Regions from separate parts of the Mus musculus genome. Here regions 1 and 3 are each linked to region 2. Evidence: chromatin loops called from intact Hi-C (ENCODE). Cell type or tissue: left cerebral cortex. All regions are shown on one strand.

Region 1 (8,000 bases), 630 kb before region 2:
ACTTTATGTATATAGCTGTTTTGCATGCATGCATGTGTGTATGAACACCACATGCCTGCCTGCTGCCAAAGGAGGCAAAAAGAGGAGCTAGGATCCTCTGGAACTAGAGCTATGGACAGTTATGAACCATCATGTGGCTGCTGGGATCTATCCCCAGGCCCTCTGGAGGAGCAGTAGTGCTCTGAAATGCCAAGCTGCCTCTCCAGTCCCAATACTGTCTAATTTTAATGTTTTTCCCTCTCTAAAGATCAAGTCGGAAATCGTTAGGATGATCTCTAAATTGTGGTGTGGTCTGCCCACAGCCTAAACTTTCCATCCCATTTCCTGCTCATTTTAACAAGATCATCCGTGCTTCTGTCAGCCCCAACAAACTCCTTCCAGCTTTTGAAAGTTAACAAGGACTTTCTTTTCTTAGAAAATCTGCACATATTGTTCTTTGCACCTGGGGTACCGCATCTCCCTACTGTGATTTCTCCATCTTATATTCGTCTCTGTTTCAGAGGGGAGTGTATTCTGCTGTACACACAGCTTACCCAATGGAGATAGTTCCAGCCACAAGGACATTTGTCACTTGAATCCTGTCACGGAGTCTAAAAGCAGGTGTTTTCAGACTTGTCACAACGATTCAAAGTTATTACCCCAGAGAAAGGCTTTCTCCTTTCTTTGTTGACACTATGGACATGTTGGTGGTTTAATCTAAGGTCACTCACTGTCTTATGTTCACAAGGTGACTGCCAGACATCCACCTTTCTGGTTCTATTACCACTGCATACAAGTAAGAAAGGAGGGGAGAATTTTCATCTCATGAGTATCGTCCTGATCAGAAACTCAAAGCCTTTTTTTAACTGCACTGCATCAAACATCTGGCCAGATCTATGACATGCAGATCAAAAAGGAAGCTGTTTGGTGGATACTGGGGATGATAAGAAGAGAAGAAGAATGTAACAGCTACCTCACTTAGAACCAAGGCATCTTGATGTTCTTCAATGCGCCTATCAAAAGACCAAGCACAGGGTCAAATAGGTAAGGCTGGTGAGAGGGCTCAGTGGTTAAAGCACTTGATGCCCAAGTCTGAGGACCTAAGTTCAAGTCTCCAGCATCCACACAAAAGCATGGCACAGTGGTGCACATCTGTATTCCTGGCACTGGGGAAGGGTCCTGTGGACCTTGGGGACTCAAAGCCAGCAAGTGTGACAGAAACAGTAAAGTCTGGTTTAGTGAGAGACACTATATCAAACAATAAAGTTGAGAAGTGGTTGAAGAAGACATCCCAGTGTCAACCTGTCTTGTGCTATCTCATGTTGAGCACATTTGCACACATGTATGTGCAGAAGCACACATCACACAAAGAAGTGATGTCATCTTTGTGACATCTGATCTGATGTCTGTTCTGTTGTCATTTTCTCTATGAACTGATAAACTCTCTGACTGTGGGAAATGTCTCTTATGCACTGCCCAACTCCTAGGATAAGCAGTGTAGGGCCTATCTGGGTCAGGCAAATCCGTTGACTGAGAGGCTAACTGAATGAACATAAAGCAGAATAACACAGAGAAAGCAGGGGTAAATGAGACAGATACTCTCAACGAAAAAACTTCTGCAAGTGATTGACGTTTCTCCCATCTCATGGCTGAGCTTTCTAATCCACTTAAGTAAAAAATGAGTTTTTCCTCAAGAAAACATTGCTTCGGTTGCTCAGTTCCTTGCACAGCGAATGCAACTCTGTTAGCCTCTTAATCATGCCATGGGAACAGGGACCATTGTTATAACTGCAATTTAGGAAAGAATTCATTTTCAAAACATGAAAATGTAACCCTTACTAATGAGGTGTATGATTCAGAAGTATAATTGCCTACTTATGTAAATGTGAGCCAATTCTTTGATAGGTCATTCAAATGTGATCAGAGAAGAAGATAGAACAGAGCAGCGAGGGAGTTATATAAAGAGTACTCAGAACTTTCTGTCTAAATTTTCCATTTCTAAGAACATCACTCCAACAGATAGTTTGTCATTCAGGTCGGATGAGGAGGGGAGAAGGAAAATGCCAAGTGCCTGGCGCACAGTGTGCATCTGGGCTGTTTCTGTCCCTGAATTGAGTCCAAAAGGAAGTTGGGTTTACACCTATTTCTATCCTGTCCTAACTATGCATCTGTGAGTAACTTGAGTGTGTTCTTTGACTCAAAATGGCATGATAATCTTAAACTACCTCCAGTTATAAATACAACCAACTCGCGGTTTTAAAAAAATTTAAACCAAAAGGGTCAAGTGGTAATTAAGATAGTTACCTATAACCAGCTGGGAACACTGTCGAGTCTAATCAATCTGTGAAGACAGTCACCTATAGCTAACTTGTGACTACAGTTGACTGTAACCAACCCATAAAACAGTCAACTCTGATCAGGCTGTGAAGACACTTAATTCTAATGGACCTGGGAAGACAGTCAACTCTTATCAACCTGTGAAGACAGTCAACTCTTATCAACCTGTGAAGACAGTCAACTCTAACCAGACTGTGAAGACGGTCAACCATAACCAACCTGTGAACAGTCAACTAGAACCAACCTAACAAAACATTTGGAGGCAGACCATATCCCTGAAAGTAGCTACTGCTGGGGATGCAAAACCTTTCTTAATTTTGGATGGACACTCTTTGGCCGTGTCAAAACACACAGGGTGCCAACATGAAATATCACATTTATTTGTTAAAAAAGAAAGAAAGAAAGGCCATTTAAATATCTTCACATGTAAGAGTAAAACTTCAAGTTTTAAATATGTTTTTCATTTGCAATAAAACTCCTTTAAAAAAAATAACGAAATGACTTTCACGTTGGCAAAGGGAGTCCCCTCTGATGTAAACAGATGGCTGGGAAAGATCACCCACATGCTGAAGGCAGATCCTGAGGAGGCATTTCTAAGAATGAGGTGGCACTTCTCAGCCTGGGCCACTTCCCACAGGATCCTTATTTAACCCACACGAAGCATGTCTTTCATGAGTCTGGCCAAGAGAGCTCAGCAGCTCAGCAACCCTTGTCCCACTTGCTTCAGTCATCAGAGTAGCGCTCAACTCTCCCTCATACTCCAGAAAGAGCTTGAGAAAGCCAACCCCAGCAAGCCTGCACTCGGAGACCAGCCCTTAACTAATGCCCTCCCATAGAAACACACAACTAAGTCCCCGTAAGGGTATTACGTGTCTGAGGTAATGTGTGACACACATCTGTTCCACATTCCCAGTGTGCAGAATTTTTGACATGACTTAAATTCCAGACTCAGTCAATGGGGGGGGGGGGGGTTGAGATTTAAAGCCAAGTTTAATGTATAATCCAAATGAGGGTATAAGAGAACATATTTTTCTCTAATAGATAAAATTATATAATGCCTCAATCAAATCCACAAGGCCACTAGAGAAGCGCAAGTTCTTTCTCTGAGTCTATTTATCTTTTGTTTCAAGTTCATGGCCATTTCCTGGGGATCATCTACACTTCATTCAAGACATCAACGAATGAGCAACCATGGAGCTCCTACAAATTTGGAGACTGAGCGCATTCTATTGCTGTAAAACACAGGAAAACTCACAGATTTGTCCTTGACAAGTAGAGCAGAGCACTGGATTCCCGCCATCAGCATCTTGTGTGGGTTCCAGGCCACTGAGTCAGCCCTGTAGTGTCAAAGAAAAAGAGATCAGAGAGGGGCCTGGCTAGCTGCTGTAGGGAGATGGGAAATACTACTGAGGTCTCCTATATACATTATCAGTCCATGGGATTCCTCATCTAAGGGATGGGAACAATGTAGAGAACATTTTGTTTGAGAAAAACATGGTTTCTGTAGTGTGTGTGTGTGTGTGTGTGTGTGTGTGTGTGTGTGTGTGTGTGTGTAGAAGCCAGAGATCAAATTTCAGCATCATTCCTCAGGATGCCATCCACCTTTTTGGTGTTTTGAGACAGTCTCTTGGTGGCCAGAGCAGGCTGATTAGCCTTGGATGGCAGAGCAGTGAGTCTGTGGGATCAGCCTATGTCTGCTTCTCCAACACTAGATTACATGTGTCTACTACCACATATGGCAATTTTTCACATGGATTCTGGGGGGACAGACTTGGGTCCTTTGGTAAGGACCTAATTGACTGAGTTACTCCCCCAGCCATGTTTTCTAAATTCCACTCAGATAGAGACATCCCAACAGTTGCTTTTCCCGAAATAAAAGCCAAGGTGCAAAACAGGAGCCTAAATTTACCTGTGGATGCCATGCAGGAGCCGGCGGTGCTTTCTTGACACCAAAGCTGAGCCGCCCCAAGAGGCCTGTGGAGATATTTATATACCCAAGACAGTTACTTCAGTGTAATTGCCCTACCCATGAACTGCCATAGCAGACCCACACATGTCATTTGGTACATTTGATATCATGTTTACTGATTCGAATTCTGGGGAGTCTGATCAGGCAATACGAACCCCAGTAGAGTCCTCATTAACTCATAGATGTAAAAACCACACATCATAACGAAATGGGTCTATTAATAGCCAATTGAGCTTTGTATGGACAAAAATAAGTTACAAAGAGGCAGCCCGTGCCCTCCCGATGCTTTGGGTCTGGAACAGATGGCGTCTTCTTAGTGTTGCTGCACACTATGTACTATGAGTCATGAACCAAAGGTTGGTATTCTGTGCCATGAATGAGGACATTGACGGCAAAGTAGCTAGAAGGTCACCGGGGGTTGGGTAGGTGGAAAATTATCCTCTAGGGAAAATTAGATCTTTTTGGCCAAGCAGTTTTCAGAAATACTTGCAAGCAAAGTGTAGGAGAATAAAAGCGAGGGAGCTTGGAAGTTAAGGGGGTGGTCTAGTGGAGAGATGACATCCCAAGTACCAAAGAACAGGACAGAGGTAAAGAACATGGATGGAAAGTCTCATAGGAAGGGGGGTGGGAAGGAAAGGAGGAGCAATACAAATGGGAGGACATGATAGTTAACCTGTTCTTGAACATGGTGCAGAACTGTGAGTTTTAATCTATAACGAAGGGCAGATGCAGGGAGAGACTCTGAGCACATCTGAACCTTGTACCCTGCTGAATGCTCTGAGATTCCACCCCCCCCCCCATGAAATTCCACAGCGTTCTGTGAAGGATGGAGTTATGGCTATCTCCACTTCTGCAGGAAACTAAGGCTCAGAAGTACCAGGTAGATACTCTGGGGTATCATGGGTAACTGAAACCAGATTGAGGATCCCAAGCCCATTCTCTTTACCTGATACTATTGTGGGTTAGTCAGAGGGATCATTTAGCCAATGAGAGAGCATCACCTGGCGATCTGAGGAAGGATGGGGATGCTTCAGGCAACAGTTGAGTCCTAGAGTTGCCTAGCAGGTAGACACTATTGCCTTTCAATGGTAAGGTCAAAGGTAGATAGATGCTAAAGTATATTAAGAAGCAGCAGGAGTATGTGCGATCTAGAGGTAGAAGAGGGAGGAAATGACACACTCTTACAGCTCTCAGAGAACTACTGGAGCTGCCCATTGGTAGCCAAGAGAGTATAGCACCAACCATGCTATGGCATTAAATCCCTTCTAAGAGTAACTTCCATTCATGGCTGGGGCAAGGGTGAGGATTGTGAGCCATGCGGTAGAAGCTCAAGGAAGAACTTACTCCAGGGTCAGACTTCTGTGCAAACCTTAAAGTGAACCTATCTTCAAGGTTCAGACCCTGAACCCTCGGTGGGATCCTTTCAGTTGCAGCCCTGATTCAACAAAATCCCTGAAGACTCCATGACGTGTGCTTTTCGTGATTGCCCAACCCCCCAGGTAAAGAATTAATACACTGGACTTGTCATGTAGTCCTTTCTACCTTCACTTTCTCAATGCTGCCACATCCCACAGGCCTCGCAAAGACCCAATTTCACTGAGGCTGGAAGTAAACAGTACAAATCGGTCATGCCCATTTCCACTCTCCTGCAGTCTCGTTCCCTACATTTTGCTGTCCCTGGTCCCTTGTACAACCCCTGACTCTTCCTCACCCCCTAAATTAATCCTTCTGAGCCAGATTTAAGTTTAAAATCACAAGAACTCTTCTTTTGGTTCACGGAGTCATTGGGCAGAGTAGGGAACATCCATGGACAAATATATTTCTTAATAGATTTAAACAGAGAAAAAAATAAATTAACCCTGCTGATGCCACAGTCCTGCTTCTAGTTATCTCCCTTCCTCAGTTCCCAACTCTAGAATTTACAACATCAAACTAATCACTGTCTGGTGGGATGACTTGACTTTCTCCCTCCCTAAGGACCATCACTGAGGTCTTAGTACGTGTTAAGCATCACAAGATCTTGCTCTCTGATTGCCTGCTCATACGTTAATAGAGTTAGCCTTGAAATACAGGTGAGGGCAAGAGTAGAGCCAAGATTCCGAATACTCCCAAGCTCATGAGTTTAAAGACAATGGGGGCTGCAGACATAGCTTGGTTAGTAGAGTGTTTGTCTGCCATTCACAAAGGTCTGAGATCAATAAGTACAGAGTGATAGCATAGACCTGTAATCTCAGCACCTGGGAGATGAGGGCAAGAGGATGAAGGATTTTTAAGGTCATCTTTGGCTATATAGCAAGTTCTTGACACCCTACTTAAAAAATAAAATAGACATAGATAGAATGCTTATCCCAAAGCTCCTATGAGAATTGTGACAACTAGAGGGGAAGAGGGAGATCTCTGGGAACCAGCCTCTGCTCCCAAAAGGTGGCCAGCCCTGGAGGAGTCCACACATTCATTCTCACGGGGGATGGGACAAGATATCACAAAACCGGAAAAGGAGTTAATGTCCTTAGAAATGTATAAGAAGTCAGAGCAACTATTGTGATTCTGCCAAGATCTTACCTTTAACATTAATGGACTGTGCATAGTATATGGAATTTCCTAAATGTAAGTTATATTCTATCGTAATCAAATTGTCCAATGGATTAGATACATGCCACTGTGCAGGATGAATAAAAACTGTCTTAATGTTAGGCCGTGTTTGCTTCTTCAAACAAATTCAGAGAGGCTGTTGTCAAATTTACTCACATAACATGCCTACTATGTGCAAGTACAATCAGTTGGATGCCTACAATGTGCAAATACACTCAGTTAGTGTAGCTTATTTTCTCAGTAAAGAATTTTCTTCAAATTTTAACCTTTAATTTAAAAAAAGATCTTTTTCTTACCATCTATAAATTACAAATTCTGTCTAAGCCACATAAATCTCTTTAGATCATTTCCAATTTCAAAGCTTCTGTAGCTACAATGTTCCACGTAAACCTGTAACCCCTATTGATGTTTCTCTTATGAGAGTAGAATATTTAAGGAGAATGTTGGCATATTTGATTGTTTCTCCTTATTTCCATGGTTAACTAAAGTACTCACTGCACATTATCTCTTAGGACATTAAGTATCACCACATTTCTAAGGCGATAAAAATCAATAAGGTGTAAGTTAAAAATCGAGCAGATAAGAATATGCAAGCTCCATTTAACGAAGTCACAAAGAATCACCTGAAGTATTGCTATTGGCGTGTTAATCAGCCCTGTGACTCCAGTGAGCCTGTGTCTGGTTCACCCAACATTACCATCTACTTAGTGAAACCTTAAAGGACTCAAGTGATCTCCCTAGATCATTCTGTAGACAATTCACTTCAGAAGAATAAAATGCACTGAACTATAAAATATATGTGGTGTATGTCCTTAACGCTTGGCCATCTTCCATTCAGTGAGTTATTACATATCTCTTCTGATCAGAAAGATCTTGGCTACTCTCCTGCCTGGGAAGACACACGAAAGCCTCCTGAACATATTCAGCCATTCCTTCTCTAAGGTATATTCAAACCCACAAATGTCTGGATTCATATAAAAGAAAGGAATGCGGAAGGGAAGAGTGAGGAAGGGAGCCAGGGAGGAAAAGAAAAGAGAGAGGGGGGAGAGGGAGAATAAAGAAAGAGAAGGGAAGAAGGGAGGGAAAGGAGGCAAGGAAGAGGGAAGAAGGGAAAGAAAAGAAG
Region 2 (8,000 bases):
ACTTGTTTTACATTGAAAAATGTAAAATTCAGAAGAGTCTTGAGAATAACCAACAACAACTATATTCTCTTAATTTGCCAAACAATTTTATTGATTGGAATCTCTTGCTTCATCGGGCTGGGATAACAAAAGTGAAAAAGACAAAGCAAATGTCCTAGTGGAGGTCAAGGTCTCATCCAGGAGCTCCAAAAACTCAAGGGCGGACCTTGCGACAGACATCCTTAAGGACCCTCAAGGAATCTGACTTGGTGGAGCTTGAAGAAATGAACTGCTAATGAACCCAGCAAGTGGCTGGCTTGAGCCTGCTGATCTAGCAAAAAGGAGAACAACAATACGGGCTGAGTATATATAGAAATAGGCTGGAGAGATGGCATGGGTAATGTGCCTTCTATCTAAGCATCACGGACCTGAGCTTGGATCCCCAGCATCTACATAAAAGCCAAGTGCAGCAGTGTGCACTGCAATCCCAGAACCATTGGGTGTCAACAAGTGGTTGCCAGGAGACGGCTGGCTAGCTAACCTTGCCGAAACAGCAAGCTCTGGGTTCTGTGGGAGACCCTAACTTAAAACATAAAGCAAAGAATATTAGAAGAGACATCAAACCCCAACCTCCCATCTCCACATGAGTGTATCCTTGCATGCGTGTGCACACCCATACTCACACACTGCACACACACAAACACACACACACACACGCCCATGCACCACACGCATGTGCTAAGTAATATAAATATTAAAATGATTGGAAGTTTTAGGTGTGTCGTCTGAAGGAGAGCTAGCTGCAGGGGCGTGGTGGCTCTTCTTGGGTATGGCTCATCTCGCTTCCGTTTGGCCCCTTTCATTCCCTCCTCCTGCCAGCAGAAGTGTAATGGTGGGTATGCACTGGCTATATAGTTTGCCAAAGATATTGGACGTCTCTAAACCCAAATCAAGAGACATTCTCACTTGTAGAAAGGAGTTAATATTCTCTCTATCCATTTCACAGGGTCCTAGGAAGAATCAAAAAGAGAGAAAGCTTGTGAACATCCTTTGTTGTCTGACAGGCAGTTTATCCACACGTGGTAGTCATTATCACCCCTAGGCACGCCACCCATTTTCACATTCACGCCATCCGCACACGTCTGGATGGGACTCCCTCCAGCAGCTTCACAGAACGTGTGAAAAAGCATGTAATACAGGCAAAATTTTATTAACCTCGCTGTGGATGGCACCGTCAACTAATCAGCAAGCCATAAACTTTTATGGGCTAATTAATTGATAGATTTTTTTTCCCAATTAAATTAATCTTTCAGAAGATGAAGTTGTTTGGCATATTTCTGGTCTTTGACCATTTCTCCTACAAAATATATGATCTTACAATACCAAGGATGTATTGATTCTTTCTCACAGAAGATATAAAACAGTTCTGAGTAGCCCAATGTGAGGTGAGACATTTCCTTATTTCATGCACTGAAGAGCCAGGGCTTCGTGGAAATCACTTGATTTGTGCATCAGTTTTGTTTCCTTGGTTGCTCAACTTCCTTCTCTCTACACAGAATAATCAGATTTAATAGATGTTCTGAAGATGGGTGGTGGGTAGGTAAGACTCTTCCCCAAGATAGCTTCTTCTCCATCCTTGCCACAGGGCATCTCAGAGTGAACCTGTCACCCAGGAAGCTCGCATGGGATGTGTGACTGCGAGGCCTGACTTCTGTTGTTCCTTGTTAAGTGTCCTCAGAAGGGAGACTCACACTGGAAGCCTGCTGTGTGTAATTAAGAGATAATTGTACTGCCTCTGCATTGCCACCTCCTATACCATTAGCTTATTTGCAAGTGGTGTGTAAATGTGGTTAGGATGACAATTTCAAAAATGAATAAAGAATATGTCTTGAAGGATAAAACGTGATAATTTGAGAAACTGCTCTCCCTTGTTTTGTTGAGATATGCTACCTCTGCACACCAGGGCTTCAGAACAAAGCTGGGTATTTGTAAATGAAGCCAGCTTGCTTTGATCTCCGAGAGTAATCATGCATTTTGGCCTCCTGTGTACAGCCTAGAAAATTTTAACTTTTGAGACGGCAACTTTTCTTCCTAAGAGATATATGACACAATCTTCGTGTGATTAAATGGATTCCAGGACAGTGAGGGATAGTTCCCAGCGAATTTTGGAGCAAGTCTGTTTATTTCCCTAACATCGGCTTGATGAAGAAACTGCCTGGTGCTAACTGCTTGACGCTTCACTATATCCCACAGCAAGGCCGCTGGAAGTGAGTTAAAGAGAACAAAAGAATTTTGCAACAATGTATACAGAAAGCACTATTCATCTGGTCAGACCCTGGCTGCACGAGGAGTCAAGGGATAAAGGGCAAGTGTTAAAGCAAAGGAATTCATGCTAGAGATGTTTTGTCGCCATTTCCTCCACTGAGCAGCATGAAGCCGCTGTTTAGATTGGACTCTTCCCAAGGAGGCCCGCTAAGGTCTTTAGCCATTGGCAAATGGTAACACTGAGCTGTGTGGATGAATGCATTATATACTCCCAATGGGCGTGTGGCCAAACTGTGTCATTGTACAACACAGGTGAGTGTGTGTGTGTGAGAGAGAGACAGAGAGAGACAGAGAGAGACAGAGAGAGACAGAGAGACAAACAGAAAATGTCGCACTGGGCATTATGAAGTATGAATATAAGTCCGGGTGTAACCGGGTGTATCTGTGCCATGTGTGTGGACAGGGTAACCTCAAGGGTCTGTCATCATCCTCTACATTGAGACACAGGGCCTTGTGCTGTTTGCCACTGCATACACCAAGCTAGCTAGCTTACCAGCCTCTAAGACTCCTCTTCCCCCATCTCCCCATAAGAGCCCTGGAATTACAGATGTGCACTTCTGCCTCTGGCTTTTTATGTAGATTGTACAGACATGGGTCCTCAGGCTTCCAGAGCAAGCCCTATACCCACCAAGCTACCTTCCCAGTCACTTACCCCCAAATAAGTGCTTGCTGCACAGGCATAAGGATCCGAGTTCAAATTCCCAGAACCAACAAAAACAAACGAAAACCAGATGAGGCTGTGGACCCATAATCCAAGTTCTGGAACACAGAGCTAGGAGGATCTGAGGAGTTTGCTGGACAGTCAGCTGTCAAGCTGTGAGCATCAGGATCGGTGGAAGACTTCATCTGACAAAAATAGTGGGCAAGACACCCCGTGTCAACCTCTGGCCTCTACATGCACACACGCTGGTGTGTATACTGCATGCATGTTGCACATGCACTTCCATACACGGAAGGTACGCGGTCTTTGCTCCTTGGCAATTATTATGTCTCTCTGTTTCGGCAGTATACCGTAAGTAGTGTGAACTTAGACTTGCCGGCATTATCAAATATTCCGAGCCTTTTTTCCAGCACGTGTAGATGATTGTGTTCGAAGAGCTGTTTAGAAACGGTCAGTTCTCACAGCTTATCATCTGAAGACGAAGATAGTCCAGATGATCCTCTCCCGAACTTCCGACTAGCATGAGCTTATTCATTCTTTTCGTTCTGCACTGATTACCTCCCATTGTCCTACAGGAGATCTCTCCACAACTTGTCCCTTATGAGAATTTGAGTGCAATTATTTTATTTGGAAGACAATCTAGGCAGAAGTAATGAGAGAGAGAGAGATAGAGAGAGAGAGAGAGGAGGGAAGAACAGGAGAGGAAAAAGAGGTGTTAATTAGCAAGGCTTCCTCTGTGGACCTGCTGTAGACCGGAGAGTGGAGCACATCTCCTGGGTGCCAGAAACTGTGGGCGTTTATTCTTCACTTCCTGCCTGGGGTGTTAAATCCCAGGAATGAGGGCAGCTTTGTCACATAGGCCCAGCATAAGCACACTCCCAGGCAGTCTTCACAGTGGAGGAAGAAAATCACAGATTCTGCCGAGGTGCCAGGGGCCACCTGGGATGAATGATGCGGGGGAGGGGCAAGGGGGCTTTCGTGGCATCTGCTACTCCACTTGGATGAAAAGGGAGCCCTGGCCTAAAGCCATCCTTGCAATACTTAGGATTCAAACCATTTTTACCACTGTCTTAAGACAACCGTATACTTCCCTGTACTAAAAAATTATGTACTGCCTAATTTAGTCTGAATAACCCATCCTGATTTTAAATAGCCTAGAAATTAGCACCCATGTCTGGATCACAAATGTGATACACTTTTTTTTTAAATTTTTTCCCTTGTCATCTTTTTTTTTTCTTATAGGGCAATGAGTACCTAAGAAAAGAAATTATCCATCTTATATAAGAGGAAAATTGCCTCCAAGATTCAAAGTGAAATCTATGCTAACCAAAATATTATACACATTAATGTCACCAAGCCCCCATAGAGTCTGTTCCTGAGGTCCCATCCATACCAAGCAAGTTGAGATGGATTCGATTTAACAAGATTGTGTTCTGCAGCAACTATGTTTCATCTTTCCCAGTTGGACCACCTCTGGGAGCAGAGGACTTGAGACGTGCATGTCACGTCTCTAGCCCACAGATGGCAGCCTAATAGAGGAGCTCGCTTAGTTCTCCTGCAAGTTCAAATCCCCAGACCCAACAAGGGACCACCGGTCCCACACTTACCCTCAGGACTCCCATTTCCTTCCCAAAGAAGTCAAAGTCTCCTGTGAGAGAAGGCACACAGCCATGTGCCATCTCATTCTGTCCCTGATGCGAACTGTGAGAGCTAGAACACACCTGGGCTCTACAGTGACAGCTGGAAGTGTCAGGACCTTGTTTAAACTCTAAAAGGAGACAGCTGAGGGAGACTCCTCAGCTGAGTTTGACCCCCAGGACCCACATAAAACTCTTGGGCGTGGTGTTAGGTGCCTGCATCCCAGCATCAGGGAGGTAAAGCCACACAGATTCCTGGGTTTCCTGGCCAACCAGCCTAGCCTATTCCTCAAGCTCCAGGCCAGGGAGAGATCCTGTCTCTAAGCACAAGGTGGATGGTGACTGAGGATCGACACCCAAAGTTGTCCTCTGCCGGGTCCATCCAAACACACAGATGTGAAGCTTGACTTTGTGACAGTCTCAGGGAGACAAGCCACTCTCATCATAAATCCAAAGACTTGCTGAATGTCTGGACAGTTGCTGAATCTGACCTTGTGTTTAAGAGTCTCTGAGGTACCCCTTGGAATAATTGCCTGAAGATGGTAACAGCCGTTTATAATGCCTTTGGGGGGCTTGAGTGGCATCCTAGAGCTGGGCTAAGGAAACTTAACTAAGAAGTGTAGATGAGACAAATTTCTCCGCCCCCCTGGACTTTGTCTTCCTAGCATCTGCAGCATACAGCCTTGGGGTGCTGCTGGTCAGTATTGAATCTGGGCGGGTCCTTGGCTGTGGCTATCATGCTGTTGAGATAGTGAGTTGATGCTAATCTTAAGGACCCTAGCCTGGACTTTGACCTGGGCAGCAGCCCCCAGTCTTGAGAGGCGCTGGAAGGAAAGGAGCGCCTTGAGCATCCATCAATACACTGGTCGTGTGTTACTGTGACACAATCTCGGCTCACACAGCTCAGGGGCAGCTGTTGTCTCTAGACATTCCACTCCTACCTCTTCCCTTTATTGAGGTAAACAGACACAGAAAGGCAGGGTGGCTTAAGAAGCAGAAGCTGATAGAAAGTCCTAAGATCTGTATCTTGTGTTTCAGAGGAAAGACCTAGAAAATGGAAAGAACTGGGCAAATGGATACTATTAGCAAAGCTACTTCAAAGAAATGTTAAATTCTGTCCTGCTGACCAATTATTTGGAACACTTGTAAATGAAACCTATTACTGTGGTTCTCAGATCAACACAAAGAAATCCATTAGGCCTCAGTTGCCAGGGACACAGTTAATGTCATAAAAGTCACCACTGAGAAAGGGGGGTGGGGTGAGAAAGAGGAGGGTGAGGAGGAGGGTAGCGGCCAAGCTATCTTCATACAGGGGTCTCTGAAAGGCACAGAAATTTCAAGAAGCCCTCAGGAAAGACCGGGCAATAGATTTAGACTGGGCAGGACTGAGAATGCCAGCCTCTGGATTTCACTAGAGAGGTCATAAAATAGACTAAAAAATTCTATTAATCCAAAAAGGAGCTCTACAGAGTGCCCGCAGTTCCTGTCCTTTAGAATGAAAGGAAACAGGGCACAAAGACGCCTAATATAGCCCCATAGGAGAGAGCAGGGTAGACTGGCTGTATCCTCAGCCACAGTGCGGAGAACAGAACTTGATGTCTTAGTTTCACTGTGGTGATTCCGGTCTCTTGTTGATCACGGCTGATTCTTCAGCTCCAGCTGACCAGAACCACAAAGTCTTCACACAAATGGCCTGGCAGAGCCTTTGCCTCCCTCTGAAACTTCTAAAGCCAGGCCTCCATCGTCTGCCCTGCTCTCAGCTCTCTGATCGTCCAAGCTCCTACAGTACAGCCCACCAAGCTCTCAACACCCACTGGCTTTTCCAGTCCAAGGTTCCAAAGTCCTTCCACAATCCTCTCCAAAGCACGGTCAGGTCTGTCACAGCAACACCTCACTCTCCTGGGGCCAGCTTCTGTCTGGTTAGGGTTTCTGTTGCTATATGAAGCACCACAACCAAAAATAGTTGAGGAGGAGAGGGTTTGCTTGACTTACACTGTCACATCGTAGTCCATCATCGAAGAAGTCTGGACAGGAACTCCAACACCGCAGGAACCTGGAGGCAGGAGCTGATGCAGATGGAGGGATGTTGCTTGCTGGCTTGTTCCCTGTGGTTTGCTCAACCTGCTTTCTTATAGAACCCTTGACCACCAGCCCTGGGGTGGCCCCGCCCACAATAGGCTGGGCCTCTCACATCAATCACCAATTATATATTTAATGTTAAAGCTCATTTTCAGGTATGTTGGCACATTTAAATTAGATTCTATATTATTTGGTGAGGTTCTCGTGTTGAAATGTAGTAGAGTCCATTTATGGGAGTGCTGGGTGTGCCAGATGCTATTCAAGTTGGTCCAGATGCTGGCTTGCTGTTTCCAGGTCCATCCAGCTGAAGGAGATGAGGGGTAGTGAGCTTCTTCTATTTCAAATGAACACTCCCTATCCCAGAGAGGGTAGCAAGTTCTGGGTGAGAGCAAATGTAGTCCCTCCACATTGGGAAACAACAAACAATAGCATATTAGACAAAATCTCTATTCTTAGTCTTAGTTTTACCTCCTTAAAAATTTTAATGTGCCTAGTATTGGTGGCATGTGCCTTTCTTACCAGTACTTGGGAGGCAGAAGCAAGTGGATCTCTCTGAGTTTAAGGCCAGCCTGGGCTACAAAGGGAATTTCAGGACCCAGGGCTGTCACACAGAGAAGCCCTATCTCAAAAAACAAAACAAAGAAGAAGACCAAAAAAAAAAAATTCTATTATTTGTTTTGTTTTGTGTGCACAAGGGCACCACAGGTTAAATATGTAGATCAGAGGGCAACCTTGAAGAGTGGGTTCTCTCCTTCTCCCAAATGGGTTCTGGGAATCAAGCTCAGGGCTTCCAGCTTGGTGGCAGGGTCTTCTACCCATGGAGGCATCTCACCAGCCCTTGGCCTTTCTCTCTTGATTGGTGAAAATAAAAGTCTGTGTCTTAGAATGTTGTATCATGTGCATGGTCCTGAAGAGACATTACAGATATTGAATTTGCATTTAACCTCCCAAATACATTTCTGCTTTCCATTTTATAACAAGCACACACACACACACACACACACACACACACACACACACACACTCATACAAACATGCACATATATGTGCACACATTCTATTGGCCAGTAAAGACGCCCCACCCAAGCTAAACCACTTTCAAGGACTTACCACTTTTGAGTCCTGCTCCTGTAGTGGTTTGAGACTTGTATTGCTCCTGCCTCCTGCCTCCTGCCTCCTGCCTTTGTGACCCAGGGTTCCTCTGTCCAAATTTTACAACTGAAATGATATTTTTTTGCTGTTGGGAAACAGTTTTTCTCAGGGAATAGCTAAGTGGTTCTATAACAATCACAATGAGATTTTCTGAGGGTGCTGGAGAC
Region 3 (8,000 bases), 600 kb before region 2:
ACTCCCGACTTCTGACAGGCACTGTAATAATGAAGGAGGTGCCTCTGCTTAGGAGATTCTGACTGGGTTTTAGATATATGCGCCAGGCTTTCCCAAGGGAACTTAATCCAATTATTTTTAGTCGGGATTTTATGGTGTTCTTTCCACTAAATTTAGTTCAGTGTCAGAATTCACAGAACATAATGCCTGTGTAGATTAAGACACTGGATTACCTTCTCAGGACTGGAAAGTGTGCATATTTCAGAAAACCAGCCCCACCTCCCGCTTTGAAACATCTTCCGTGGGTATTTGTCCTATGGTAGCAATCAAGCAGGTGGTACAGCACCACTGTTTACTGTTTACTGAAAGCCACAATAGTGATGGCATTCGTGTGAAAATCGCATCAAGACCTAACATTTACTGGTTTGGGTTTTTGTTTGTTTTTCATGAGTCTCAAATATCCAGATGGCCTTGAACTCACTATGTAGCAGAGGGTGACCTTGAACTCCTGATCTTCCTGCCTCCATCTCCTGAGTGCTGGGATTATAGGTACGAGCCACCATGCCTGGTTTATTTAGTGACAGGAATAGAACCCAAGGCTTTGTGCATATTAGGCAACCACTCAACCAACTGAGCTATATCTGCAGGCCTTCTATTTCTCTTATATCTACCTAAAGATTCTAATTTTTTATTTTGATTCTGACACATTTGACTAAGTGAGTTGGTAATTTGAAATTGCCAAGAGTAAACCAGTATCCTCTAAATAAATCTATTCCTGAACTTTTTCTTCCTTCCTTCCTTTCTTCACTTCTTCTTTCTCCTTCTCCTCTTCCTCCTCCTCCCCCATCTGCTTCCTCCTCCCTCCTCATCCTCCTCTTCCTCCTACTCCCCCCTCCTCCTCCTTCTCCTCCTTCCCCGCTCCCTCATCCTTTTGGCATACTCTGGGCCACGGACACATTTTTAAGTCCCATAACAGTCACATAATCAAAATAACATGACAGTTTACTAACTAATACAGAGGAACTACAGTGGAAATCTTGGCTACGAATGGAGGACGAAGATCGGGAAGGAAAAGACAGGGATCCCAGGGCTCACGCATTATCTGATTCCTTGACAATTGTTTGGCCTTGAAAACAAACCTGCGTTAGGGATGAAAGGGACCCATGCAGAATTCTGCATCAGAGCCACAGTTTGTTTGACCCGTGTGTCCTGTGCTTTACACACTGGAACCCTCGTGTTTACTAAGAGGTGAACGGCAGGCTAGGTCAGGGACATGACAAGGCCTTACTGGTTTTGACGCTGAAGTGGATGACGTCTTGGCAGAGTTTCAGCAGCTTGTCCTGTGACTCGCCTGTGTCCCTCATCTCCAGGTCAAGGAGCTGCCTCAGCTGCTCAGGGGGCTGCCACTCACATACCTGGAAATTGAGTGATAGCTCACAGTTAACCATGTTCCCAGGGGAGCCCAGGATGGGGGGAACTGGAGAAGCCAGAACTCTGTCCCCGGGTAATTCTGAAAGAGCAGAGGACACGTGAATTTAATTCTCGGGGCTGCAGCCCATCTCTAACGGAGCTGTGGGAGGAGTGTGGATCCAGCAGGGACCAGAGTGGTTCATTCAGACCTCCTAGGAGAACCAACATGAGACTGGTGACAAATGTCAGGACAGAGTGAGGCAGGCTGAGATGGATTATGACTCACAGAATACTCTAGGCAGGAATGACACGGGCTGGAAGATCAGGCCGCCTGCAGCATCTAAGATGTCATGGAAGTGTGCTCGGACCACAGCGTAAGTCAGAGGGAAGAGAAAAGCATCCCAGAAAGGGAGACAGTGTCCCAGAGCATCCTCCCTTCCTTCCCTACACAGTCTGTCTGTCAGCCCGGCTGCCAGAGCAGGCCTCTCTCCCTCAAACCATTACCACCTATTTCTGCTCAAACACCTTCACCTACTCCTCAGCTTCATCAAGATCAACGTAGAAGAAAGTATGGAGACATAAACTCATCCTGTGTGTGCTGCTTCTCTGCCTGCGTTTCGTCTCTGGCACGCCTACCTCCTGGCTAACTAGCCTCTCTCTTCCTCAGACATACCAAGTTTGCACACACTGCTGGGGTCTCCACATGTTGCGTCCTCTGCCTGGAATGTCCCTCTCTCACCACCTATTTAATAACGCGCTCTTCCTTTTGTATATGTTTGCTGAAATGTTTCCATTATCATTCATTGACACTTCTGTCAGTTAACATCCCCAGCTGCCCATGACCCAGGCATGGCAACCCTCTCTACTTCCTTCTGCTCTCTGTTTCCCATAGCAGGCATCACCAAGCTAGCCACTCACCCATTACATCCTACACAGTCACCACCACAGGGCTGAGATGAAGCTCATTAATCCATGGAGACTGATCATCGTGATTTCAGAGCTCCTCAGTAAAGAAGGGACTGGGTCAAGTTCAACGGTGGTGAAGGGGTTATGGAAGGGTGTGTTTGGGAAAAAGCAGGAACATCAGACTTAAGTGGAGGCTCAGCGGAGATGTGTGGAGCAAGCGAATGAGTGAATAGAGAGGGGTAGATCAAGGTGGGCTTTATCAAGCTCTTGGGAAGGATCAGAAATAGAACTCTAGGCTTCCTAGGAGGACACCCCAGGGGAAGGTGCTCACGGCTCAGAAAGAAGCCACAGGGATCCCTGGATGACATCGGACGGCACTTACAGAATATCATGGCAGGGATGACCTCTGATAGGGAGGATGACAACGAGGGAAGAAGGGAGACCTTCTAGCACGGTTTGATGGGGCTCAAACCAAGAATAAAGAGCATCCAAAGAAGACTATGCTGCCAAATGATGCTGCGCAGCCAAGTGAAGGACCAACAAGCCCTCACTGAATTCATCACCATGGAGGTGTTCTTGGCACTGGCAATGTGACTAGAGAGGTGGGGGTGGAGGTGAGATTGGGGTAGATTGGAGAGGTAGGAGGTGAAGAAAGAGAGGGAGGGCTGCAGACATCTTTATAAAGCTTGGTGGTGGAGAGGAGGGGAGGGGAGGCTGAGGTGAGAGACCAGGGAATAGAAGCAGGCTAGAAGCCAGGGCGGTGGGAAGTGGAAGAAGCCGGAAGAGCTTTCTAGCTGTGTGAGAGGTGTGGAATCCAACTCTCATGATGCCTGCCTGCCAGACAGAGGTGAGTCAAACGTGCCCAAGACTACCCACAAGAATGGCATGGGCACATACAGCTGCCCACAGGAGTCTCAAGGGAACACTGATGAGGGAAAACTGTCTCAGAGGCTGCTTAAGACAGACAATCATCTGCACAATTTACCAGGCCCAAGAGCTGTAGAGGCAGAAAGAACACTGAATGAACAGGCTGTAGGGAACACAGGGGAATCTGGGGGATGGAACTGATATCTCTCTCTCTCTCTCTCTCTCTCTCTCTCTCTCTCTGTGTGTGTGTGTGTGTGTGTGTGTGTGTGTGTGTGTGTGTGTGTGTGTGTGTGATTCTTGAGTTGGACCACTGAGTCTCTCCCATGGGTCTCCTGTGTCATCTGTCTTTCTCAAGCTCTTCTATAAGAGGAAGCCCTTGCTCTGAGCGCCTCTTGCCCTTCTGCAGTGTTTGCCAGCTTTCTTTACTGTCCTGAGCAATAAAAGCAGCTGTGCAACTTCCCTCAGCCTTCCTAAAACCCATGTTCCCCTTACACTCTATGTCAGGGGCACAGCTCCTGTGGGAAGTGAACCTTCTAAAGGTCTGCCCCAAACTCACTGCCCGCTCACCGGGACCCCTATTCTCTTTCCAAATGAAAATTTACCATTCTAGTTGGATTATAAAGTCATTTTGAAACTGGGCCTTCATCTCATGTTTCTTTATTTCCTCGAGGGCCCAATTTAATGCCTTTCGAGTAGCCAGCATTCAGTTAATATTTAATTACTGAAAAAGAGAGTATAGCTTTAAAAAAAAATGCAACTTAGCCAGACATGTTGGCTCACCCCTCTAATTCAAGAGGCTAAAGAAAGGGAGACCAATTTCAGGCCAGCCTGGGCTCCATAGATCTTATCTAAAAAAAAAAAAAAAAAAAACCAAAAAAACAAATAAAATCAGCATTTCAGTAATGATTGGGATGGGTCTCCTGAGACTCTACCCCTAGCAGAGAAAATATTGACAGCTGATGGATGATGAAGGAGATTCAGTCTCTCTGTGGGGTGTGGATCCTGACAGAGTGTCTGTGCTGCAGTGGACGGCCAATCCTACACACAGAAGGAGGATGGGAGGCTCATAAAAGAAATGAAGAAGAAGGGGAATAGGAGGAGGAGGTGAGGGAGGAGGAGGAGAAAGAGGAGGAGCTGCAGCAGCAGCAGGAGGAAGACATGCAACTGAGAGTGGGCATGGGGCTCATTCTGTCAGGAGCTGGAGGAAAGAGTGAGGTGGGTAGGCTCAGAATACATTGCAAAGGGGCTGGAGAGATGGCCCCATGCTTAGGAGCACTGATCGCTCTTCCAGAAAACTTGAGTTTTATTTCCAGCATCCACATGGCCATTCACAGCAGTCTATAACTTCAGCTCCGGTGATTCTGACACCCCCTTCTGGCCTCTGGAGGTATTGCATACACATGGTGCACAGACATCCACGCAGGCAAGCACTTGTACACATGCATATGTACTAAAAATATAATAACTGCATATTTCAAAAAGTTCATATACGCGTTTGAAACTCACAAAGAGTAAATCTATCTTTTAAGGCATAATAAATAATAAAACCCAAAAGTTGCTGTCAGGGAACTGTGAGGCTAACCAAACAAGATTCAAAGTATTTCAGGGATGCGCAGAGAAGTCTGATACTAAATTATAAATGTGAGAATGAATAAAAGCCTCCACAATCAGTTCTGTCCTGAGCCTGACTATTTCTGACTACGTTCAGAGATCATGACAATCTGGTCTATTAGTTTTCTAATTAGTGACCTACATCTCAGAATAAACGCTATCATCTTTGAACTCAGTTATAAATGGCATCTATTTGCTACTAATACAATTAGGAGTGGGGAGATCTCTTCTATGTGTCCATTTGCCGGTAATTCAATTTCAACAGATGGAGTGACTGCGATGATAAGAGTCAATGCAGCTCTTGTTCCCGGGGTGTATGGAGAAGTTAGGAATATGAATGCTGAAGCCATGCCACTTTCATTTAGCTCCAGATAAATGTGCTAGCATGTGATGTGGGTGAGATACGGGGCCTTCGCTTTCTCCCTCCTTTCTAAAACAGGAACAATAACATGTCTGCTGTTTGTGGGCTCATGTGATTACGGAGTGTGTGTGTGTGTGTGTGTGTGTTCACATGCCTGCTTGTGTGAATAAAGGCCAGAGGACAACCTTTCCTGTCATTCCCTATGTGTTTTCTTTTTACCTTTTCATTGACGTCCGTAGCTTTCAAAACCACCTCTTCCATTATGAGCCTACAGGCTTCTTCAACAAATTTTTCTCCAGCTTTCACATCTGTTTGAGGTCCATTAAGTACAACCCCATCCACAAAGATGGGGATCTTCTTACCAGGGGTCATCTCCTTCTGGCCACTGTCTCCTAGGAGGGCACACAGAGAGAGGAGGTTTGAGAGCTCACACAATGAAACACTAAGAAACCAAAGACTTCACAAATGGTTTATTTTCACTTACATACTTACTTCAAGTTCTCCCCTATGCCTGTATTGTATGTCGAGCACACTTCCCCTCAGACCCCTGCCCTCCCTTCCTTGCCCCTATCTGTTCCTGTCAGTCTCCCTGTCACGCGCATGTCTTCTCTTCACAGGTGATGGTACCCTGTGTAGTAGGGATGCTCACAGTTGCTCAATGTAAGAAGTCCTACAAAGCTCACAGTTCACAGGATAGGTGAAGCCATCTTACAGTGCGTACTTCTTCCTATTGGGCAGTGAGAGTCCATGGAGTAGAGAGCCAGTCCTTCAGTACTATGCTAAGTCTGACCCCAAAAGGTTGCCAGTGTGCACAGTGCCTGTGCTCAATGGCGAAGTTCAAATACAATGCCTTCTGGAGCAGAGAGATGTCTTACAGAACAATGCTCTCAAAGACAGTGAGACTCTTAGTGACATTCTCACAGGGGTACAAATGATTGGCACATGATCCTTCCCTGAGACACACCCCTGCTCCCTCCACAGCAGAAAAGGAATGGAGGAGAGAGTTGGCCGTTTGGAGAGAGAGAAGAGGAAACAGTGCTTCAAACCCAGCTGTAGATAATTTTGTGCTTAATCATCCTCTTGAGTTCTGTTTGCTTGCTTGCTTGCTTGCTTGCTTGCTTGCTTGTTTTGAAGGTAACTTTGGATCCCCCTGTGTCTACCTTTCTGTGCTAAGACTGGAGTGCACACCACCATGCCTAGTTGATGCTGGTTGGAGATGGAACCTGGGGTCTGTGCATGCTCAGACAACCACTCTACCAATGGAGCTACACACCCAGTCCTCATCCCTGAACATATAAAGCATATATTTGTTTAAACTTTCCGAACCTGTCTTATTAAGCAGAGAGATCATGTAACAGGGGCACAAGCCCCAAGCCTTGTGTAAACTCAGCATCCTTTGGCCCCAGGAAGCAACACTGCAGGGGTAAATAAAAGGGCACCCAGCCACATACACATGGCTTTCCCAAGAAAGCAAGGCTGTGCTTTGAAATTGGAATACCAAATAGAATTCTATAAAACCCCATCTCATATTTGATGTCTCTGAATCACAGAAGCCCGAAGGGTCATCCAGGCATCCTCAAGAAAGTAAACACTGAAATCTTCAAAGGCAGAGAGCTGGTCACCACCTTCATCAAGGACAGGCTCCATCAGCATGTTTCTCTAAATGGAGGTCCCCTCATCCTTCAAGGGCAGGTGGGTTGTGGGCTGTTTCCCCAGGAGCTAAATTTCAATGTCTTCAGGGAAGAGAGTTCCTTTACTTTCCAAAAGTGTTTTTGCTCACCATAGGGGAGTGCCACAGGGCCTTGTGGCCCATCTGACTCGCCCCCCAAAACATTACCCAACACATATGCAAAAAAGACTCATAGAAACCATGCATGGTGGCTCATACACTTGGGAAACTGAAGCGGGGGGGGGGGGGGGGGAAGGTCCGGGACTTTGAGGCCAGCCTGAGCTACTTCATGAGTTCCCAACCAGCCAGGGCTACAGAATAGGACTATGTATTGAGGAAAGAGAGGGAGGGAGGGAGGGAGGGAGGGAGGGAGGGAGGGAGGGGAAGGGGAGGAGGAGGGGAAGGGGGAGGAGGAGGGGGAGGAAAAGGAGGAGGAGGAAAGTGTCTTAGTCAGGGTTACTATTGCTGTGTTGAAGCACCATGACCAAAGCAGCATGGGGAGGGGAGGGTTTGTTTCACTTCAACCCCACAAACAGTTCAACACTGAGAGTGGTTAGGGCAGGGACTGGAAGGAGGAGCTGATTTGGAGGCCATAGAGGAGCGTTGCTTACTGGCTTGCTCAGCCTGCTTTCTTATAGAGCCCAGGACCACCAGCCCAGACATGGTACCACCCACAATGCGCTGGGCCCTCCCCCATCAATCACTAATTTAAAACAATTCCTGACAGGCTTGTCTACAGGGAATTGAGGCTCCCTTCTCTCCAGTGACTCTAGCCTGTGTCAAGCTGACGTAAAACTATCCAGCACAGAAGGAAAGAAAGAGGAGAAAGGGAAGGAAGGAGAGGTTTAGGGAAAGGAGAGAGAGAGAGAGAGAGAGGGCGCTTTAGAAACAAGCTCAAATCCATTGCATGAGCACACATCATCTTATAATTTAACCATATTTCCCCTGCAAATCATTTTTAACTTAAAGGACTATTTATTTTTATTTTATGTAAATGGATATTTTGCTTGGATTCATTCGAAGCCAGGTGGTTGTGAGCTGCCATGTGGTGCTAAGAACTGAACTCGGATCCTCTTTAAGAGCAACCCTTGCCCTTAAGCACTGAGCCATCTCTCCAGCCCTCCCACCTCTGATCTTCTTAAGGATGAAGAAGTAATACAAACATTTCACCCTTCATGTTCATTTTACATCCGAAGT

The links. Hi-C counts contacts between places; a loop is a spot of excess contacts. Peaks named below come from ENCODE experiments on the same cell type or tissue, not always from the same donor. Only the 100,000 strongest peaks of a DNase experiment are listed, where the experiment ranks them.
Region 1: a loop joins it to region 2, with 8 times the contacts of the local background. A loop is called at or near these places in 2 of 42 quality-filtered maps.
Region 3: it touches region 2 in a loop (8-fold over the local background); 2 of 42 quality-filtered maps call a loop at or near these places.

What each region holds. Positions count from the first base shown.
Region 1 is chr9:115,961,895-115,969,894 of GRCm38, reverse strand. It overlaps Gadl1 (glutamate decarboxylase-like 1), which reads right to left. Exons shown (of 15, transcript NM_028638.1): 10 at 4,226-4,290; 11 at 3,572-3,653. All of the region lies in intron 1 of Gm31234 (a long non-coding RNA gene), which reads left to right. Among named protein-coding and RNA genes, the nearest start is that of Gm31234, 12 kb to the left of the region's middle. In left cerebral cortex, no CTCF peak of the experiment used is centred here; DNase peaks (open chromatin) are centred at 2,589, 2,932, 3,602, 4,634 and 3 more places; H3K27ac peaks cover 2,105 bases.
Region 2 is chr9:115,334,867-115,342,866 of GRCm38, reverse strand. 4930428G15Rik (RIKEN cDNA 4930428G15 gene) reads right to left here and starts at 6,706. Exons shown (of 3, transcript NR_040730.1): 1 at 6,595-6,706; 2 at 2,957-3,604; 3 at 943-989. In left cerebral cortex, no CTCF peak of the experiment used is centred here; DNase peaks (open chromatin) are centred at 2,391, 3,151, 3,851 and 4,353.
Region 3 is chr9:115,934,668-115,942,667 of GRCm38, reverse strand. It overlaps Gadl1 (glutamate decarboxylase-like 1), which reads right to left. Exons shown (of 15, transcript NM_028638.1): 2 at 5,354-5,526; 3 at 1,268-1,394. The coding sequence starts at 5,506. Among named protein-coding and RNA genes, the nearest start is that of Gadl1, 29 kb to the right of the region's middle. In left cerebral cortex, a CTCF peak has its summit at 4,540 (motif pointing left); DNase peaks (open chromatin) are centred at 80, 1,798, 3,003 and 5,197; H3K27ac peaks cover 2,242 bases.